Regions from separate parts of the Homo sapiens genome. Here region 1 is linked to region 2. Evidence: chromatin contacts called from ENCODE Hi-C or POLR2A ChIA-PET data. All regions are on one chromosome and are shown on one strand. The core of a region is the stretch at or near the end of the contact, and the rest is flanking DNA. Distances in the headings are between cores, read along the strand shown.

The links. A loop is a pair of places that touch in the nucleus more often than their neighbours do. ChIA-PET counts read pairs that join two places held with the same protein, here RNA polymerase II (POLR2A). Pooled maps may share reads with other maps.
Region 1: a loop to region 2 is called in a pooled map, with 2.1 times the contacts of the local background. The contact joins two enhancer-like sites. A Hi-C loop is called at or near these places in 1 of 168 maps with a recorded cell type or tissue (heart right ventricle) and 3 of 50 pooled maps. POLR2A ChIA-PET finds 5 or more read pairs at or near these places in 1 of 52 experiments (OCI-LY7).

Annotation. Positions count from the first base shown.
Region 1 is chr4:24,244,067-24,246,766 of GRCh38, reverse strand. It overlaps a transcript of PPARGC1A not described here. Among named protein-coding and RNA genes, the nearest start is that of MIR573, 270 kb to the left of the region's middle. Within about 2 kb of position 1,291, at least 5 of the 41 ENCODE cell types and tissues checked have a DNase peak (open chromatin) inside an H3K27ac peak, as active enhancers do.
Region 2 is chr4:24,104,465-24,107,164 of GRCh38, reverse strand. It overlaps a transcript of PPARGC1A not described here. Among named protein-coding and RNA genes, the nearest start is that of PPARGC1A, 220 kb to the right of the region's middle. Within about 2 kb of position 1,329, at least 3 of the 41 ENCODE cell types and tissues checked have a DNase peak (open chromatin) inside an H3K27ac peak, as active enhancers do.

The DNA of each region.
Region 1 (2,700 bases), core at 42-2,541, 140 kb before region 2:
CTCCCGGAAGATGGTTCCGTGGGTGACGTGGTGGTGACTTTTAGTCAATGACCAACTAGTGTTACAATCTCACAGAAAATTTAAACCTTACATCTTACCCCAAATTTGTTTACAAATATTTATTTATTTAATTAAATTCATTAATTTATTTTTGACAGGGTCTGGCTGTGTCACGCAGGCTGGAGTGCAGTGGTTTCATGACAGCTCACTATAGCCTTGAACCTTCCAGGCTTAAGCGATCCTCCCATCTCAGCCTCCTGAGTAGCTGGGGCTACAGATAGGCACCACCACGCCCGGCTAATTTTTGTAGAGAGGGGGTTTCACCATGTTGCCCAAGCTGGTCTTGAACTCCTGGGCTCCAGTGCTCCGCCTGACTCAGCCTCCAAAAGTGCTGGGATTGTAGGTGTTTCCCCAGGCACAAACATTTATTGAAGACATTTCTTTGGGATCCCAGGATCTGAATGAGAAACAGCACAATATGAATTACAGGGAAATGCATTTATTGTGAGAGCTGTTTTTTTATAGTAGGAAGAATTTATTTCATGCCAATAATATATTATTTGATTGATATTATTGAATTATAGGAAATATATGAATATTATTTGATTGATCTTAACAGATTACAGGAAATCTATGAGACAAAAACACCAGAAAATGATTACATTAGAATTATCCATCTAGCCATTTGTGTACCAGAAAAACAAGCATTATTTAAAATCGTTGCTGATTCTGTCAAATGGAGAAATTATTCATAGAGAGCATTTTCATTACTTTCAAAACAACAACAGTACTAGGACCAAGCATAAGTGTGTGTGTGTGTGTGTGTGTGTGTGTGTGTGTGCACATGGCTTTCAGGTACATATCAGCAAACAAACCATGTACTAATAATAAAACAACAAATAGCAGCAATTTAATTAAGCACTATTTATGTCAAAGTATCTGAATAGGGATATGATTACAAAATTATATGTAAAAATTTGAGGCAAAGAGGAGATATTTTTCTTTTCTTGTATTCAACTCCACATTCTGCCATTGTCTAGCAGCTGTATTTTGAGCTGCCAAGCTGGGTCTTGACTTGGTCCAAACCTTTTCTGAGAGAATAGTCTATGCAAGCTGGCAGGTTGTCAAGCTGTGTGTGGTCCTCGTACCAGCAAATGAGTAAATCAGAGTTATAAGTTGCAAATGTGCCTCAAATTAACTTCTGCATAGTAGGGAATGAACTTGGCATCATTTAAAGTCCGGCTCAGTGACAGCCTTCTCTCACAGCAGCTTAATCAAAAAGATGATGGAAAATTGAGGCATGGTGGGCCTCGAAGCTTCCACAGGGTGTGAACTCAGTGTACTGTGCTTGAAATGTCACATTCTGAGAGGTCCTGGAATTGCCAGGCTCGGTGTCATATTGCGCTGTGGGCTCTGTTCACATGATGCAAGCACTTGCTTATCTGACCAGGCCTAAAATAAGACGCTCCAATGCTTTATTTATGAGCTTGGGGCCACACAGGCCCATGATGTAAGTAACCTTGGGGTACACAGTATTTGATCACTTCAATTCCCATTAACTACCTGTTTCTAAATGGGGAAAAGCATTTACCCAGCACATTGCGTTATTCATGAAGACACAAAAGCAGCCTGTTGTGCTGTCACTGGGACTGATTTCCATGTAATGCGATCCAGCTGTTGAACACTGCAGATTGTCAGTTTCTAATGTTAGTTTTCTCCTTCTCTCTTCCTCTTTTTTTTCTTTTTCTTCTTCCTCGCCTGTTCTTTCTCCATCCTTCTTTTTTTCTCCATTCTTAAAAAGAACATTGGCCAGTTCTAGACACTGTTAGCCTGAAACTGTATATCAAGGAGTTATGAGCTGTTCCCCTTTTCAATATAGAAGGTCACAAGTTGGCAGCAGAGAACCCGTTTTACATAATGCTGAGATAATTTAGTGCAGTGTTTCTTGACTACGGTTCTATTAATGTTTTGGACCTGATAGTTCTTTGTTGTGGGGGCTGTCTGTGAATTGTAGGATGTTTGGGGCATCCTCTATTCACTAGATGCTGGTAGCACCTATCCATTTATGATAACCAAAGATGCCTGTAGACATTCTCAAATGTGCTCTGGGAAGCCATGTTGTCCCTGGTTGATTTAGTGTGACAGCTTGCTGGGTCTTTGTTAATGAAAAATCTCTGTGACTCTCCTTGAGACTGTACACATGTGGTTATTAGATGTGGATTGGGAGGCAGAGAACATGGGTTTGAATCCTGGTTCCAACACTTATTGTCTGTGTGACTTTGGGCAAGGTAGTTAGCCTTTCTAAGCCTTAACCTCTTCACCTATTAAGAAGGCTTAATACATAACTTAAAAGGTAACTGAACACCAGTGAACTAATATGTCCAAAGGATATGTCACATGATACATGCTCAAAAATTGACAATCCGACCATAAGATCTAATATATGAAATATTATAATTGTCAACTTTAACATGTAGAGAAATAAAAGGCAGTTCTGTGCACCCCTGTAATCATGTGTTGCTCAATTCTGCTTTTGTCCTTCTTTTCTTTCCCTGTACTTCTACCCCTGGTCATTCTTATATTTGAGGAATAGATTAATTATGGCCAAGGACATGAGACTGGGAGATTGGAAAGAGAAATGGTGAGGGGCCTGGAAGAGAAAAGTTTCCTGGTGGGATTATTCTATTAGGAAGCCCCAAG
Region 2 (2,700 bases), core at 80-2,579:
GCTTTTATTATCCAATTTCCTAATGTGTTTTTGTGTTTATAAATGATGCAATTATGCTATTACAATGTATTTGTGTTCATTAATAATTTTGAACAGAGGAAAACCAATGCCCTGTTGGAAGTATTTGTATACCTGGCCTTTTTATCATGGCTTTTCCAGAGGAAGCTATATCAGTTATTTTTTGCCAAATAATGCTATATCACAAAGCACTCTAAAACTTAATGGCTTGAAGCAACCACCATTTATTATTGCTCATGATCTAAGGGTTTTCTGTGCAGTTCTGCTGCTAGGCCAGGCTCTGCTGATCTCAGCTGGGCTCACTCTTGCATCTGAGCCAGCTGGTGGGTCAGCTGGGGGCTGGCAGGTCATGTGAGCAAGGATGCCCTTGGCTTTGCTTTAAGACTATTGACCGAAGCAAGGGACAAGGCACTTTTGCCACAGTCTATTGGCTAAAGCAAGGGACAAGGCAGCTGAGATTCAAAGGGTGGGGAAACCAACTAAACTACCTCATATGGTGGGAGTCATTGCAGAGTCACATGGCAAAGGAAATAGATACAGGGAGGGACAGAGAATCGGGGACTTCTTTGTAATCAGTCTGCCATAGAAGATCTACATGCCTCTTTAGTTTCTCTTGAGATTAAGAAGGAAACTAGGGACGATTCTTGAAAGACCCTGGGCTTCCTTTTTCTGTTGAGGCTCAAGTTGCTACTTGAAGGTGCTCAAAGTGTTGCCATTCGACCTGCCCCTGAATCAGGTTCAATTCTTTAAAACCTAATTTCATATTCTGTCCTTTTCATGCCCTCTTCATTTCTTATCTTCTAGCCCAGGAAATGATAGATCAGTTGATTGTTGCCTTTGTGTCTATAATGAGTATAGAAGAAAAAAAGACTGGGAAATTCATAAGAAACAGATACATGGAGAAACTTAAAGGAGGCATCTTTCGGTTTGCCTCTTTCTGGGCTTGCTTTATTAAAGGCAAAATCTGGAAGAAAATAAAGTCTGCGGGCATCTTTTTTTGGCTTGGGCAGGATCTAACTAGGTGTGTGAGGGCATCCGGGGGCGGGGAAACGAATGGAAGTGCTGATCTGGGATATTGGAAGGCACCAGAAAGAAGGGACTGATCAATAGCTATTTTTCAACTGCGTAGCATAATTTGTGTCAGGCTGCTGAAATGAGTTAGTGCTTCATAGTTAATGGCTGTGAGCACATTCCTTTATTGCAGCACTCTCCAAAATGTTTGCCGTCAACAATTCTAAAAGGCTGTGAGTGACTCACAGCCAAAGTGAGTAATGCACTGGAACTTCGTGAGCTGGGGCCTCTTCTCCGAAAACCTTCCCCTTGGACACCATGTCTCTGTATTTACATCTCCGGCTTGGCTGCTCCTCAAATCATCTAGTCTTCTTGCCATCTTGTTTGGATATCACTCTTCTTTCAAGCCTCTCTTCCTTTATTTGGGGATTTCCTGGTTCCACCACTCAACCCTTTCTTAGGCTCTACACAAACACCATTCGCTTATTATATAAGGGTGGTCCATGGACGAGTAACATAGGCATCATGGAGGAGCTTATGAGAATGCAGAGTTCTGGGCACGACTCCAGACATACTGAATCAGAGTCTGCATTGAAACAAGATACCCAGAAGATCTGTGTGAACAGGAAGATTTGAGAAACACTGGACTATTTCATAAACATTGATTTTCGCCCCTGCTATTTCCATTCCCTCACTTTTAACGTCCTCAGGCCCTTTTATCTCTTACCTTAGGTTGGAAAATACCTCCCCCTAGCTTTTCACCAGTGATCCTAAAGTGTGATGAGCTGCCAAGTCAAGGATTGAAATAAAGTCCCATTAGAAGGTTTGCTTTTTCAAGGTTGTGTATTTGCTTGGGTCATTGGAAACTGGTGGTGGCTGTTTTCTTCCTCTGTAACGTGGGATAAACCATGAAGAAGTCTGAAAATTACACAATTCTATAAGCAAAGTCCACACTATCTTACCTTCACTGTGCTCTAGTGTTAATCAAGCCTTTCTGCCAGAAGAATGGGTGTTGTGTGTGACTCGAGGCATATTAGAAACATGTTCCAATGTAAATAGCTCCCACATGAGTGAGTTACACCCATTCATTGAGTGCTCACCTTGAACCACGTGCCATACATGGGCGTTGCATGTTCACACTGTGATTTAATATGCACATCAGCCCAGTGAAGTATGATCCCCATTTTCCAGATGATGAAATTGAGGCTCAGGGAAGGGAAGTAAATTGCCCAAAGTTACACAGCTGGTGAACTGCAGTATTTGAAAGAGGCTACATTTTTAAGTACCGTGTGATTTCTCCATCTGCAGATTCCTTTCTTTAGCTGTAAAAGGCTTTTTCCTCAGGGTTTACTGGGCATATATTTTTGGGGAGAGGCGTTGCACCAAGCTAATTGTTGACCTTCTTCCACATCTCGTCACAGGTATACAAACAGCCCCATTCCTGCTTTTGTCTTTATTGTCTGATTCACATGCTTCCTCCAGTTTGATGTTCCTTCTGATTGCTTCCAATGAGATGTCAGCTCTCTCTCTGAATTGTGTTGCCCACAGTCCTCTGGAAGCTCTACTTCCTTGTGGAATTACCACTCTAACAAGGACGGTCCATCCTTTGCTTCCCTCTTCTCCCTTTGCTTTGCCTGGCACTGTGCCTGGCAGATCACAAATAACACGTAT